Regions from separate parts of the Mus musculus genome. Here region 2 is linked to region 1. The links are chromatin loops, found by intact Hi-C in ENCODE. Cell type or tissue: gastrocnemius. All regions are shown on one strand.

Region 1 (8,000 bases):
GGGGAGAGAGGGAGAGAAGTGACATAAAAGAGAATCAACCAAAATGAGTACATATGAAAATGTGATGAGAAAACTTGTTATCTATATGTAAACTATAAACATCAAGAAAAATACACTTGAAATCTCAGGCTCGAAACCTTTCCCACTGCCCAAAAAACAAGCTCAAACCAACAAAGCAACAGCACTGAACCTAAACACTGTTCTGTGGCCAGGCAGTTATTTAGGGTCGACAAAGGCAATTCAGTTTAGCTCACTCTAGGGTCTTGTCCTCACCTTCACTTACAGAAATGAGACTTTTCCTTTAAGACACAACTTCACCCTTTCCCACTTAAGGCTCATGACGCCAGCTGTCCAACAGAGATGACTTTAAGAAAAAAAGAACACAATGACAGATGTGAACCATTTAGTCACCCCAACATCTGAGCATAAAACCTGCCATATAACACAGCTCTCCTCCTGGTAGACATAGAGCAGTAGACTTACAGGGGAGACTTAGTCCAGGGTTCTTCTACTTTCTCACTGAGACAAACTTGAAGTGGACATGTAGTTTGAACCATCAAAGGGACAGAAGGCACATGGTTTCTAGCCCCGGCTGGCTTCCTTTCTACCTGGTGCTGCACCCAGTCTTCACTCCTCTCCTTCAAAACCACCTTGTTACTACCAAAGACCTGGCTGGCAAGCACATGGGTCAGGAAGGAACACCTAACCACCCAAGCTTCCCACTCTCCCTTATCTGCACCACCTTACCCAGTCTCTCGGCTCACTTTCCCGACCCCAGCACCACTCATCCTATGCCTTTACTCAGTACCCGGCCTTGAACCCATCCTCTCTCAGTCCAAGCTCTCTCACTGCTGACTCCTTCCTCTCGTCCTCCAGTCTGTCCCTTAGACTGCACACACTCATGTGTGTCACTCTAAACACTTGCTGCTGGGGAGGGAAGAGTGTTCTTACAGAGGGAAGTCTACACCGCTCACAACAGTCTTGCACTTCTCAGCTTCAAGTGATCCTGACTCAAACACCCAAGTAGCTAAGACTACTAATGGCACTACTAGTACATGCCACTAAATCTAGTTATTACCAAACACTGTGGCCCTACTATGTGCCATACACAGCTCTATATTCTACAGTTATACCCACGATCTCTGCCACTATCAAGCTCCTATCAGGGTAAATAAAGCACAAACACCTACAATCCTGGTGATAAACAGGGTGGCTCAATTAAGATGCCCTTTAGCCTATCTGTTTACAGGTTATCTGCTTACAGGTGCCCTTGTGAGCCTTCACCAGGAAAGATACATAAGATGTGCAAAAGCCATACACAGTGGTCTGATACAAAGTAACTCAAGGTGCAGGGAACACAGTTCACAGAGCCAGGCAAGGCACCTTGGTATTCACTGGGATAAGAGTGGGAAGGACAGGGCAATGGGAGGAAACAGCCCAGAACTTAGGAAACCATGCCGGAGAAGCCTGGGAAGTCACCAGAGGATCTTAAAGAGAACAATAGGACACGGTCATTTTTAAATCTCAAATACGCAAAAATTCTTGTGCCCAGTTAAGTGTGTGTACAGGTAGGCACTGCTATCACGGACTGATTATCTAACCTGTTGAAGTTAGGAAACTTTAGGAGAAAACTGTCAAGGAGCCGGAAAGAGCATTTGGTACACAATCATGAGAACCAGAGTTCAAACCCCAGCATAAGCCAGGATTCCTGAAAAGGCCTATAACTCCATCTCCAAGGGATCCAACGCCTTATTCTGCCATCCACATGCACTCAAGTGTGAGCACCCTCACACATATGTACAAATACAGAAAGAAAAATCTCTCTTTAAAAAAATCGCCAACATCCGTATTTAAAGTTTTACCCGATATACATTTGCTTTAGACCAAAAGTAAAAAAGCAAAGAGCAGAGTAATGTATGGTTATCAACACTGAGCCTGACATCATACTCCAGGCTTGTAATCTCAATATCCAAGAGGAGCAGGAAACTCAAGGTCATCTCCACAACAAGAACATTGTCAGCCTGGGCTACAGGACACGTTCTCAAAAACAAAACGACAAATCTGAGTAAAAAAAAAAAAAAAAAAAAAATCACAAGGTTGTCTTTCTTTTTTTTCTTATTCTTTCTTTCTTTCTTTTTTTAAGTCAAAGTTGAGAAAACCTCATGTATCCTGCCCCAGGCTTTGAACCAAAAAGCCCCCAAATTCAAAACTCACCTCGACAAGCATCTTCAAAATCCTGGGTTATGTCCACCCAGCTTGTGCTACTTTTTTCCATTTTTTCCGGGACCCCGAGCTCCCATCCCGAAGCATCGTCGTCTACAGTAGCTTTCATAACCATGATGCCTGCAAAGGGAACATTGGTGTGAGGCTGGGAATATAGCTTTGGCAGGCACAGGAGCTGCAAAACTGCCCCAAGTGTTGGGTGAAAGACTTCCAAAACTCTGCAGGCAGAACGCCTTTGAATTCTGCAAAAACAAACAAACAAAACCCAACCACCTAGCTTTGAGCAACCTGACCTCACATAAACCGGGCTGCTGCTCCCGCACTGATTCGCACTTGCCAGGACTCACAACTTCTTCCAATCCCTCCAGAGATCTTCAAGCATCCCAGCCCAAGACTACAAGTCCGGAGACGCCGGCTGTCAAGCCCGGCCTCCGGGAATCAGAGCCACCCTCAAAGCTCGGCAGCGACCGAGCATCCTTCACCTGGCGGGCTTCGCAAGACCAGGGCCTTGCCTCGCCCTGCAGGCGCCTCCGCAGAGACCCTGGCCCACCGCGGGCCGAGCGCCACTGAGACCGAGATCGAGGCGGAGACCGGTCCACGCGGGGAACCGGCAGCAGGCGGCCCTCGTCGCCCGGGCGACACGGGCACAGCCCGGCCTCCCGGCGCGCGCCCTCGGCTCCGACCCGAGGCGCGGCGAGGAACCGGCCGCCGGTGCCCACTCCCTGAGATCCGCCACGGCGGACTTCGGGGTCGTACCGGCCCCACTTGGGCCACCCCGGATACTTTCCCACGACCACCCGCGTCAAAACGCACCGTCCGCGCCACGGAGATAACGACACCGACAATACCGTCGCCGCCGCCGCCCCCTCCCCTCGCAGCCCCGCCCCGCCGGCCGCGTGCACGCATGCGTACGCCCTGGGCGCGCGCTCCCGGCTCCCGACTTTCGGGACTCCGCGCACCGACCACGCCCCCTCCCTCACCTAGGCCGCCGCATCCGGGTAGGCGCGCATCCTCTCTTCTCGCGGGATTATAGCACATCGCGAGACCGGAAACCATGCACCATTTTCCTCCCCTCCGGCCGAGACCCGGCCGTGGGCGGAACCCAGAGAGAGGCGGAGCCTGGAGTGCTTCCTGGGAAACTCTTTAAGGTGACTCAAGGGTGAAGGGGAGGGGTAGGGCTTCCGGGGAGGGGCCAGCTGCCGGCCGTATTGCTGTTTTGTGGTTGTGCAAACTGACCTTATTTATTATGTCTTGCATTCAGCGCGCAAGCACTTTGTAAAGGAAAGAAAAATAAGACATTTACATCGAGCTTGCTAGCACGTTTCTTCCAAACTCAGATGTTTTAGTTTTATCTTAATAATCCTGACATAAAGTAGATTGGGTGTGGATGTGGGTGGTGTTTGGAAAGGAACCCAGGTCCTTTAATTAATGAAAAAATAAAAATATTTAAAAAGGACACGACTGCTTCTAAGTATGGTGGAGGAGAAGGTTGAGTGTAGGTATGAAGGAGAGCATAGCCAGAGTCAGACATCCAGAAGGGTCCAGAGGGAATGTGACCCTGAGCCGGCTCACGGGAGGAGAGCAGAGAGGAGAGCGGGGAGACCAAGGGGCCAGGGGAAGGGGTAAGAGAAGAACCAGGTAACCAAAATGTCTGCGAAGGCAGCTGGGGGGCAGTGCAGCCCAGCCCCTGTGCTGGAGTAAGGGGGCCGGGTATGCCAGCCATAGCTTCTACCAGGTAGAGACTGGGATTCTAGGAGAACGTTCCGTTCCGCCTATACATGTTAAATAGGTATCTCCGTTAGCATTTGTCCCAGGGTTGAGAGCTAACACTCAGTAAGAGTACACAAGCAATCTGTCATTGGGCTGTATCCTCGGACTTCATGTTGATTGTTTAAATTTTTTAAAAATTGTTTCCCCCATGGAGTGTATTTCCTGAGGACAAGAACTTTGTTTTCGTTTAAATTGCCCTAAAAACGTAAGGCATGTAGTTAGTTCTCCTTAGAAGAGGAGAATGAGTAAAGAAATCGCACAAACTGGTTTAATGACCTTTTGAGACTCCAGAAGAAACCTAGAAAAATGTGAACAGGGTTCATCTGATTTGTTCAATATTGTGTATAAGGGCGTGACAAACACTAATTTGATAAAGATTCATGGAGGGGGCGGCTGTAGAGATGGATCATAGGTTAAGAGTGCTTCCTGTTCTTCCACAGAACTTAAGTTCCATTCCCAGGACCCACTGGAGGTAGCACAGCTACCTGTAAGTGTGGTCCAGAAGTGCACTGGCATACGGGTGCTGTACACTCAAGTAGACACATAAATAGATCTTTTTAAAAAATAAGAGGATATATGGGCTTGAGAGATGACTCAGTGTTTAAGAGCACCAATTGCTCTTCCAGAGGTCCTGAGTTCAATTCCCAGCAACCATATGGTGGCTCACAACCATCTGTAAAGGGGTTTGGTGCCCTCTTCTTGTGTCTCTAAAGACAGTTACAGTGCACCCATAAATATAATAAATCTTTAAAAAAAATAAAATAAAGCCGGGCAGTGGTGGCACACGCCTTTAATCCCAGCACTTGGAAGGCAGAGGCAGGAGGATTTCTGAATTCGAGGCCAGCCTGGTCTACAAAGTGAGTTCCAGGACAGCCAGGGCTATGCAGAGAAACCCTGTCTCGAAAAAAAAAAAACAACAAATAAATAAATAAATAATAATAAAATAAAATGAGAGGACATAAAAGCTCTGTGTGTGTGTGTGTGTGTGTGTGTGTGTGTGTGTGTGTTTCCCTGGCAATTTAACCTAGAGCCTTAGTTCTACACTAAGATAAATTCCTAACTCCCTCGTATATACTTTCTCACCTCTAGATCACTTGATTATTACAATGTAAATGTCTTCTGAATGTTTGCTGTATTATTTAGGGAAGGATCACTCCATTATTCTGTGCATGTTCAAAATATTTTTCTGGATGTTTTTCATTCCTTAGCCAGATCCATGGCTGTGGAGTCTCTGTTTATCCTATGCTGACTGTATTTATGTCTCTTTCATAGTAAAGGTCTCTCAAGTCCTGACTGCTGGCTTTCAAATGGTAGATGGAGCCATTGTGTTCCCTGCAGGGACTTGTCAAATGCTGACACCACTGGATTCATCTGGGCTGTTTGTCATGAGCTGGTTTAGTTTCAGAGAGGTGGCATCTCTAACCCAAGGCCCTCCTGGATGGGCTGTGCAAACTGGATACTGCACAGCTTTAGTGTAGGCATCAAAAGGTCCCTGGAGCTTTGCAACCGAGTCCTGCTCTCAGAATCTGCCAGCTGCCAGCCGCCAGCCGTTGAGTAGCAGAAGAAATCTGGGACTTGAGGGAGGACAAATCTCAAATCCTTTATGACATTTTGCTGGACTCTTTTGCATGGGGTACTTTGTTATCCTTTTGTTATCCAAGCCGCACCCTGCTGACAACTCCCCCTGCTTGCTTCGCCTTTCACAGTCTTCTCAGTGGATTGATCGGGGGCAGAAGGGAACTCCACACAACCGGGAAGAAGTCAGATCGTATGCTTCTTAAGCATGGAGTCCTGCTTTAGCCTCGCCCTGCCCTTCATCTCTAGAGATGCTTCTGTGAGTTCTCGAATGTGCAGTGGTGCAGGTGTGTCCTGCAAGTGACCCCATCCTTTTGGAGTAGCCATTGTCCAGCTCCTCTATCTGCCCATCTTTTCAACTGTACTGTCTACTTCTTCCCATTCCCTCTGCCCTTGTGTCTTTTACAGAGATTAACATTTTCACTCCTCCACATTGAATAGATAAATAGATAACCTGGCTTTATGATGGTGTCTAAATATACTCCATCCCCAGTGTTCTTACTTGTAACGCTTTGTAATTGGGGGTACTGTGATTGGGCACAGCCTCACCTGTGCAGAGCCCACCACTCACTGCACCTCCCGTCGTCTTTTTACTTTTTACTTTCAGACAAGGGTTGACTGTGTAGGACGGACTAGCCTCAAACTTGTGATTCTCCTGCCTAGGCCTATCCTGAGACCAAGTCCAGCAAGGGACAGGCACTGTCACTTGCAGAGTTGTAAGAATCCGACTTTCATGAACTGCAAAATCCCAAAATGCATCGCTCTTTTCCGTGTTTTGCAGCTCCATCGTAAATTACTTCTCATCTGGTTTTCTTGGCTCCATACAAGAGTGAGGCTTAGTACTTCACTTAGTCACATTCCGGGAATATTTAACACTTGTGGGACTATTGAAGTTATTAGTATTTGCACACAGTGATGATCACACCTGGACTCGTGAGGAGAACTTTGTCACCCCTCTTCATCCTGGCCCATACACGGACTTGGCTTTGCCAATGTCCCATGAACTAGAGATCTTAGAGTTCTTTACATGGCTGTGTCCAGGTCTACAACACATAGTCACTCAAGGCTTCCTCTATTCCAAATTCCTCATCATATAAATTCATGTTTGCCTGTCATATGGAACCGTCTTAGGATTTCTATTGCTGAGAAGTGACACCATGACCACCTCAACTCTTATATAGAGTTGAAAAGTTAAACTCTTAATTTTATTTAATCAATTTAATATTTAATTAATAAAATAATAAAATTAACTAATATTAATATATAACTTACAGTTCAGAGGTTTAGTCATTTATCACGGTGGGAAGCACGATGGCGCTCTGACAGACGTGGTGTTAGAGAGTAACTGAGAGTTCTACATCTTGATGCACTGGCAGCAGGAAAGCTAAGAGCCACTGAGCCTGGACTTTAGCTTCTGAGACCTCAAAACTCACCCACTAGTGACACACTTACTCTAACAATGCCACTCCTTATGGACCAAGCACTCAAATACATGAGTCTACGTGGGCCACTCCTATTCAAAGCACCACAGGTACTTTTCAAAGCTATAAATGGGTCATTTTATCTTTTAAAAATTAAATACGGAAGATCTGTCTGATCCTTACCTATCTGACTGCATCTATGGAGAACTCTGTTCAACTTTCAAAAGGGTAGCCAATCACGAAGAGCGTTTTATGTTTTGACATTTCTCTGCCAATAGATTTACTCATTTTGGTACTCAGAGCCACCTGTATGTCCAGCTCCAAGGTACCTGATGCCCTCTTCTGGCCTCCATGGGATCTGCACACACACTCACATACTCCTCCCAATACACAAAATTTGTAAGTTAAAAAAAAAAAAATCAACTCTTGCCAGAGGGCTGTGCCCATCTTTAATCCCAGCACACAGGAGGCACAGGAGGTAGGAGGAGCTGTGTAAGTTGGAGGCCAGCCTGGTCTACATAGTGAGTTCTAGGCCAGCCTGGTCTCCGTAGTGAGTTCTAGGCCAGCCTAGTCTACGTAGTGAGTTCTAGGCCTACCAGTGCCTACAATGAAATCCTGTCTCAAAAAAAAAAAAAAAAAAAAGTAGAAAGAAGATAATTAGCAAAGTTTTATTATTAATTTATCATAGTACTTAGCTAACAAGTACTTACATACAAAAGCAACAGAAGCAGGCAGATCTCTGTGAGTTCTATGCCAGCCTGGTCTACATCATGAATTTCAGGATAGCTAGGACTAAAGAGAGCTTGTCTCAAGAAACAAAACAACAACAAAATCAGCTCACAGCTACTGAAATAATGGAGTGGAAATGTGGAAGGTATAGTCTTCTCTTCCTGCAAAGCTAGTTAGTCTTTTATACACGTTTGATTTGAGGGAGGGCCCAACATTCTCCTGCAAATCCCGCAGCAGCCCGGGCTGTGTCTCAGAAATGTAAGCTATCAAAGTCAGGGGAGC
Region 2 (8,000 bases), 140 kb before region 1:
TAGCCTACTCTGCCATTCCACTTGTTAGCCTAGTCTTCCCAGAAGCCTTGGTTCCTATCTCACCATATTCAATACAGTTCCCCAACCCAGTTTAGTTCACAGTAACCGACCATCATTGTCATCCCTGGTCTTCATCTCACCCTGATACACTTCCTGCTGACCTGCCAGCTCACCCCGCCATCCAATAGTTACCTGCTTTTCCAGGATCTGACACACACCGTCCCTCAGCTTCCCTCCTACCCAGACTGCTCCATCCCCAGGTGCTCAACTCTACCCAGCCTGACCATCCCACAAATATACATTTGCCTACCAAAATAGATATACAATGTATCCGTTTGTATACAGTTCCCCCTGCTCACAAGAATTCTCTGGTTTCTATTCAGCTTGCTTACCAGGATCTCTACCTCATCCAGGTCTGTAAAGCATACTTAACTCCCAACAATCCACAGATCACACAGCCTGCTGGGTTTCCTAAGACTGCAGCTAGGTGGACTGCTATCTGATACTGTCCCCCTCTCTATCCTATACCACCCAACACAGCCCATTCTGTGACTAACCCGAATCCTTCCTGACCTGGCTTCCCAACTGCATGGCCACCAAAAGCAAACAGTGTAATCATATTCAAAAGAAGGCTTGAAATTTTCACTATGTATATCCCGAATTTATGACAGCTTGGCGATTTTAGTCTGTCCCTCTGACTGAAGACACTGCAAGATGACTCAAACACAAAAGTTGGTCATTGGGCATTTGTGTGCCCAGCCTACTCAAGCTCGCACAAGTTCTCCCATGTCTATTCAGCTTGCCTACCAGGATCTCTACAAGTAAAGACGTGGAAAAGGAAGTCCGTCTTGTAGCTAATTTGGTGAGAGGGAAAATGGTCCTGAAGATATGTGGGAAGACAGTGTTCCTGTTGAGGCCAACCAAACAACAGCAAACGTTTCAAGGAAGATCCCATGTCAGGGTTTGTAGGCAGGAGAACTACGTGGGTCCAGTTCAAGAGCTGCAAACAGTGAAGGCCTGTGGTGAAGCCCCAGACACAGAGGGAGCAAACGGAAAAGTTCCCTGTAGAAGTGATGAAATCAGGGTGGGGGCATGAAGGGGCTGGGGTGGGGGTGGGGCGGGGCGGGGACTGAGGGCTTAGCCTCCTCCCCGCCCTCACAATGGCTCTATGACTCTTCCCTGCTCTGTGATGCAGGCCTGCCCACTTACAGCCTCAGCTCTCAGCTGCCTTAGGCAGCCCCTGAGATTCACACTATGAAAAAGGTTCTCTCCATTCTCAATAGCTCCATTCTAACTAGCGCTAAGGAATCATGGTTGAGCATTGGCTCCATCTTCGTGGACATTTACCCCAAATGCATCATTCTGAGTGTACTTGGGCTGCTGTTTTTGTTCCTAAGGTACCTGATACTGAAACCCTTCTTACCCACACAGACCAGCCAAGGAGTCAGGAAGGTAAGGCTGTACGGAGACTTCCTGGGGGCACTCTCTTCTTTTGTAGTCGCTTTTTCTACTTTCATGTTATCCAGTGAGTTTGGCTGTCTGAGCGCAGTACCTGAGCTGTTACGATACTGTGGAGAGGAGAGAGCACTGCGGACTTAGAGCAGGAAGCCTGGGATGGAAGGCATTAGTTTCATCTGATCTATAGCCTCCCTCCCTGGGTGTCCATGTCCAGTGTAAAGCACCCATTCCTGGTCTTAATGGCTTGGCTCCAGGCGTCAGGCTTTCTAAAAGAGAACTGTGTCTGCTGACATTGGGTCCCAGGCCCCAGTCCTGCCTCAATATGTTCCTTCAGCCCCCTTCTCCTGGCCTTCCAACTATGGCTACAAGGGACCTCTGAGCAGAATCTGGAGCCTGAGCTTTGAAAGTGTCTCAGGGGCAGCATCACCAGAGCCCTGGCCCCAGAGTCTGTGCTGCTCAGCTCAGGACGTCATCTTGATATTCCCAGCCTGAAACTTGCAGATGAAAATCTTCCTTTGTTTTTCCTAAAGAAGGAAAAACCTGAAAATATTCTATTACCTTTGAAAGTAAATAATAATAAAGATAGGCATTAAACTCGCTTGATGGGAAATTATAATGTTCTTGGTTAATGGACGTTTTGGGGATCCTAGGGAAAACATCAGGAAAAAAAATATGTTTTCTTTTTGTTCACAGCAACAAGGCAGAGCTAAGCGGGAAAGGAGAGCGTCATTTAATGGTAGGCTCCCAGCTCGAAGGTCTTACCACCCCAGTTTCTTTCTTCCTGTCATTTCCATAAGCGTCCAGTTCCATGATCTGAGGCTATTCCGTCACCAGGCACACACTCTGTCCCTGGCAATAGAGCCCTCAGAGAAGACTGAGGAGGAGCCCTGTGTCCCCCCTCAGCTCACCACAGGCAGGAAGCAATGATACCTGACCTGGGCAGTAGGTGCTGCCCATGCGGTGAGCACAGGAGGCATCTAGGGAGGACTACGGGTTATTTGGGAGCCCCAGCTCCCACTCCTAGTATCATGTGTGTACTTCACACCTGGATGCTCAGCCATCTCTGAGGAAGCCCAGCTTGGGAGCTCCTGTGTGGGGTGTCCATGAAGAAACACGGGAGACTGAGATGACTGATGCTCGTGAAGAAACACGGGTGAGCAGGTGTTGCTGGCACTGTTGCCAGTGACGTCACCACGTCTCCTGTTTCCTGATATCAGACTACAGTAGCTCAGGTGTTTCCCTTAGAAGAGATGCGATGCCCACATCTTTGTCTTTCATTCCAAACAACCCATACCCCTGCCTTCCAGAATTCAGAAACTTCCATGGAGAAGCTCGGGAGCGGAGGAAGCTGCAAGCTGTTGTGCAAAGGTGACTCTTAACGCCTTTCCTTCACCGCCTGTCCCCCCAAAACCCCACCCCAAGGTCAATGTGTCCCGGGGACTTAGCATAGCCTACTCTTGTCATGGGAAGGGATAGCTAAAGGAGCAAAGGAATAAGTGTATAAACTGGGGGTATGGGGTGAGACTGCAGCCTCCCTGGTGGCCAAGGACAGAGCAAGAGGAATAAGCACAAAAGCTTCGGGTATCCGCACCCCAAATGGGCTGGTAGACCTTCTTTTTTATGCGTGCTGGTTGTCCTAGTTTTGAATCTGTCGGTGTGATAAAACACCCTAACCAAAAGGGACTTTAAGGAACAAAGGTTTCCTTCAGCCTACACATCCAGACCATGCTCACTTGTTGAGGGAAGTCAAGGCAGGAACTTGAAGGCAGACCTGACTGCTACTGTACACATCATTGCCTCCAAGCAAGGATGTGAGCAACCTACTTCACATCCAAGCACTGTGGGGAGTACTGCTTGCTAGCTCAAGTGGAGGTAGGTTCATAGTCAACTAGTTTTCTTAAACACGGCAGCACCATCTGCCTAGGGATGGGCCGGGCCTTCAAACAGCCAAGACAACCTTCCCGCAGGCCTGTCTTATCTAGGCAATCCCTCCACAGAGTCTCTTCTCTCAGGTAAAGCCTAGGTTATGTCAAGTTGACAGGTAAAGCTAACTGGAACCCAGGTCCTGACTACAGATCTGAACTTTGTGTGTTCTTCAGCCCCTGTGGGCAGCTCTACGACCCCTTCTACTTCCGGCAAGCGCTTTGTCAGGATCCCCGTTGTGATGTGTGCAATGGAGCCACAGTGAAGGTCAGGCGACTGCTCTCATGGGCCAGCCTAGAAGACTGCTCTGCCTCTGCATCCAGTATGGCTTCCATGGCCTCCACAGCTTCTGTGACTGAGGCCTCATTCACTCTCTCTTCTTCCCTCTCCCCAAGCCCTTCGGGATATCAGCTCTCATCTTTTTCAGTTGCACCTTCTCCCCCTCCTCCCTCCATTCTCTCAACTAGCACGTTCACCCCCTTGGAAGACACCCTTTTGGGCACACCACAGGGTGACTCTCTGCCACCAGAGCCCACTCTCACAAGCACTGGTTTCCCACTGGATCACCTCCTACCTCACCCACTTCCCAAGTCTCCTTCCGTGGCACATCCTGCAGCTCAGCAAACAGAAGGGCCTTTAAGACCGGAAGACATTCTCTCCTTGGCTGGCAGCCATGGTGACCAGTTTCTCCATGCAACAACAACTTGTGATGCCTTGCCAGTGTCCTACCAGCAGCAGCCTGGTGCTCAGAGCTCCTCCCCATCCCAGTTAAAATGCTTAGTTAACCAAGAGATACCCAACCACTGCTCTTCTGAAGATTTTTGGCGGGGACAAGCCTCACCCCATTTCACAGTGCCCCAGAAAGTCCTGAAAATACTTGAGAGACAAGAGGAAAGCCAGGCTGACGTTCTTACACTGAAGGACAGGGAAGGAGAAGCAGAACCAACTGCTGAGCAGAACCTAGGAGCCTCCTTTCCCCTAGGGGGCAGCAGAGTCATACTCAGCGAGCTCAATCCTCAGCAGGGGCTTGCTCAAGTGCAGAGCTCTGGGGGCCAGTTAGAGGCCATGCCCATGCAGCACTTCTGGGGCCTCCCTTATCTCCACAGCGAGTCCATGAGCTGTATCACTACACTGTCATCTCACTGCTCTTCCATGTGCATCTGGTTCAACAGGACCACAGACTCCCCGGCCCTGGCTCCCCCCTCACCTCTGCCCTTGCCTGAGAGACAATCACAGACCTTGACTCAATCTCAGTACCAGAGCATCCAGCTTGCCACACCCCACTCCCAGCTTCAAACACTCCCAGGGCCGTCACCGTCCTCTCAATCTCAGGTTAGGGTTTGCGGTGTGTATTTCCGCAGATCCCAGGAGGCAAAAGCTCTATTGCAATCGGAAATCCACCACCTAGAGTACAACATGATGGCGAAAGACCCGGAGAGGGAGTGGGCTTTACCCTCTGTGGTCCAAAAACCTCAGGAAGAACTTTCCCTCCTTCCTTCAAAGCTCTCCCTGGCCATAAAGTCCTCCAAGCTCCAAACTCCCAGGTCCGTTCCTCCTAGAGACTTCCCCCTGGCTGACGGGTTCCAGAAGATGTTCGAGCAGCACCTTCGAAAGAGGCTCATCCTACAGCGCTGGGGCCTGCCTCAGGGGATCTATAAGTCGCAGCTGTGGGCAAATCCTGACCCTTCAGAAGCATCTAAGAGCAGCTCTGGGCTCTCTGGCTTTAAGCACAAAGACAACAAAGCCTGGCCCAACACTGTGTCGAACCAATCTGGAAGCCCCCAAGAGAAGTCTGTTTCTGTAGAGAGAAAAACAGTAAAAGCACACGAACAGACTCTAGAGATTATCCAAAAATATATCTGCAGTAACTCCAAGACTGCTCTAGACAACAGCCTGCCATCTGACCATGAGAACCTACAGGGCCACTCAGGCAGTCTGTCAGATCAATCTTCAGAGACCTCACAGGTAAGCCAATGTCGGAAAAAATTTGAAACTCCTCCGAAAGAACATTTGAAAAGCCACATCGATGGAACCAATGAGGATCAGGTCCCTGTCACTCTGTCCAGATTAAAGCATCGTCCCCTTCATTTTAAGCCATGTGTGGGCAAGGAAGAAAAAAAGGCTGAGAGACAGTCACCTTCTGATATCAAGGATGAAGATACCAAAAGCGTACACAGAATTACAGTGCCTGGCGTGCAGCAGACATCTGTTGTCTTAGACACCACCATCCTGAAGGAGTCAGAAGCCAAAAAACCCAGCCCAGATGTGCCCAAAATGTTGGCTAAGGCTGGCCCCATGCCAGTGGGTAAGAGCCTAAGTTCTAGCAAAATAGTCCAGGGGCCTCAAGGGACAAAGATGGATGACAAACACGTATTTGTATCCAACAAGGTCAGTAACATAGTCAAAGAGCAGCTCGGTGGCCTTCAACCACGACCTACCAAGATCTCGAAAGCCAGCCAGTGCAAGAGTGCTAAAGATGGAGATGGGAATACACCAAGCACACAAAGAACCCAGTTAGCTGGAAGAGCCCCGGAAGGAATATCAGGTCCCCCGGACATTCAGGCATCTGACTTTAGTTGTCAGGTGACCAGGGAGGAGAAATCCGAATCAGAAAACCGTCAGCCCATCCAAGCTTCAGAGCCCCCAAAAGTCATGCTCCCTGTCTCAGATAAACTCACTCACACACCTTTACCCATTCATGATCAGATGCCTTCCAGCGCTCTCACCAATGCAGTTCAGGTGCAGCCACAGGAGCCTGAGATGCCTGCTCACTCCTTAGGCAAGGGTCTGAACAAGGACAGCCCTCAATCTGCCAAGAGGTCGTGGAAAATAGAAGGGGTTGCAGGGCCTGAGACGTTACAACCCAGTGGGAAGATTCACCGTGCGCAGGATAGCCCGACCCCGGGGAATCATGGGAAAAGACCGATCCCACCGTCACCGCCCGTGAAGGCCCTGTCTCCTCCTGAGCATCACTTCAGGAAGCAGGTCAAACACTTTTTCCAGTGGCTTTCTCCTGACAGAAAATGCAAAGGACAGGAAGCACTCCTGAAAAGGGGCACTTCCCCACCGTCACCAGCACACGACCCGGAACAAAAGGGGAGAGCTACCTTTCCTGGGAACACTGTAGCTCAGAAAGCCCTGAGAGACTTTGGGAAGGTCCCCAAGGAGCAACCGGGGCACAGGCATGGTGCGGCAGATACCATGCGCCCCCGCGTGCCCGTATCTCCGCCCACCAAGCCTGTAAAAACTAAGCCGAAGAGAGAGTATTGCGTCCCAACAGACCCAGTCCAGGGACGCCAGCTCCACCCCCCAGCACCGGTCTCTAAAGTGCCAAGTCCCAGGTTCCACAATCAGGCCGCTGCTTTTGTTGATCAAAAGAGATGCGTGGCAGAAAGGGCCAGACAGCCCCAGAAATGTGAGGCTTTACAGCCTCGCCCATCCGCGTCCCACAGAGAGTCAGAACTGCGCCAAAATCTCCTGTGGAGTCGAGCTGGGAAAGTTCCTCAGGGGACACCCCCCTTTGCTGTAGGGACTATGTTGGCCGACATGTCCCGGTTATGTGAACAGAAAATTCTGGCTCAGAATTTCAGAGGAAAAGCTTTTGTCCCCCAGAAATAATCCACCTCTTAACAGTACTCAGCACCCTCAATAAATGTTTTCATAAAGTAATGTCTTTTGTGTGGTGTGTGTGTGCGTGCGTGTGTGTGTGTGTGTGTGTGTGTGTGTGTGTGCGTGTGTGTGTGTGCTGTGCATGGAGTGGATTTTAGGAAAACACAGGGCTCGTGTTTAGGGAAAGGGCTGGGTTCATTCAGCTCTCACCAATTTCATTGTGTGCCTCTGAGGTGGCCTGGCTCCCTGTGCTCTTGTTAGGAATGGATGTGATGAGCCTTGAGAAGAACTTTTGGTCCAGCTGGCTTCCTAACTCTCAGCTCAGCCTTAGTGCTGATGTGCAGCAGCCCACACCTCCCCCTCATTGACTCTCATATCCTTGAGAGCGAGGGCCTCCTTACCCTAAGATGTGTCACCTGCAAAAAACAGTTCATCCTCTCAGAGTGGTTTTGACTCTGGAAAACCAACCCAGAGAGACAGCTCTCTTCCCGAGTCATTTTCTTCAGCCTGTTTGGGTTTGTGTTGCTAGGATGAAACATCATGACCAAAAGCCACTCGAAAGGCTTATTTGGCTTACATATCCCAAGTTAACGTCCACTGAGGGAAGGAAGCAAACTCAAGAGCTGCTGCTGCTGCTGCTGCTTGCTGGCTTGCTCGGCCTGCTTTCTTATAGAACCCAGGACCACCTGCTCCCTCCTATCAGTTGGAGGGACTGGACCCTCCATCAATCATTAATTAAGAAAATGTCCTACAAGCTTGCCTGAAGCCCAATCTTAAAATGAGGCATTTTATCAACTGGGGTTCCCTCCCCGCAGATGACTCAAGTCTGTGTCAAGTTGATAGAAAACTAGCCAGCACAACTACCTAATATTCTCCTAGGCTACTAAGGAACCTTGGCAACCCATAGGTCTGCCCCACCCATCAGCCTACATTTATCCTAACTCATGTTGTCTTGCCCCACCAGCCTGGCTAGTTAGTGTTAACCAACACACACTAGTAAGCTAAGTCCT

The links. Peaks named below come from ENCODE experiments on the same cell type or tissue, not always from the same donor. Only the 100,000 strongest peaks of a DNase experiment are listed, where the experiment ranks them.
Region 2: it touches region 1 in a loop (4-fold over the local background); 3 of 42 quality-filtered maps call a loop at or near these places.

The regions. Positions count from the first base shown.
Region 1 is chr13:59,580,496-59,588,495 of GRCm38, reverse strand. Naa35 (N(alpha)-acetyltransferase 35, NatC auxiliary subunit) reads right to left here and starts at 3,163. Exons shown (of 23, transcript NM_030153.2): 1 at 3,037-3,163; 2 at 2,215-2,343. The coding sequence starts at 2,338. A230056J06Rik (RIKEN cDNA A230056J06 gene) reads left to right here and starts at 3,273. Exons shown (of 2, transcript NR_045633.1): 1 at 3,273-3,371; 2 at 5,266-8,000. In gastrocnemius, a CTCF peak has its summit at 3,890; DNase peaks (open chromatin) are centred at 3,239, 3,871 and 5,523; H3K4me3 peaks cover 2,150 bases; H3K27ac peaks cover 2,021 bases.
Region 2 is chr13:59,724,975-59,732,974 of GRCm38, reverse strand. Spata31d1d (spermatogenesis associated 31 subfamily D, member 1D) reads left to right here and starts at 1,223. Exons shown (of 4, transcript NM_177711.3): 1 at 1,223-1,452; 2 at 2,152-2,194; 3 at 2,766-2,826; 4 at 3,558-7,050. The coding sequence starts at 1,255. The coding sequence ends at 6,999. In gastrocnemius, a CTCF peak has its summit at 4,355 (motif pointing right); DNase peaks (open chromatin) are centred at 4,048 and 4,381; H3K4me3 peaks cover 360 bases.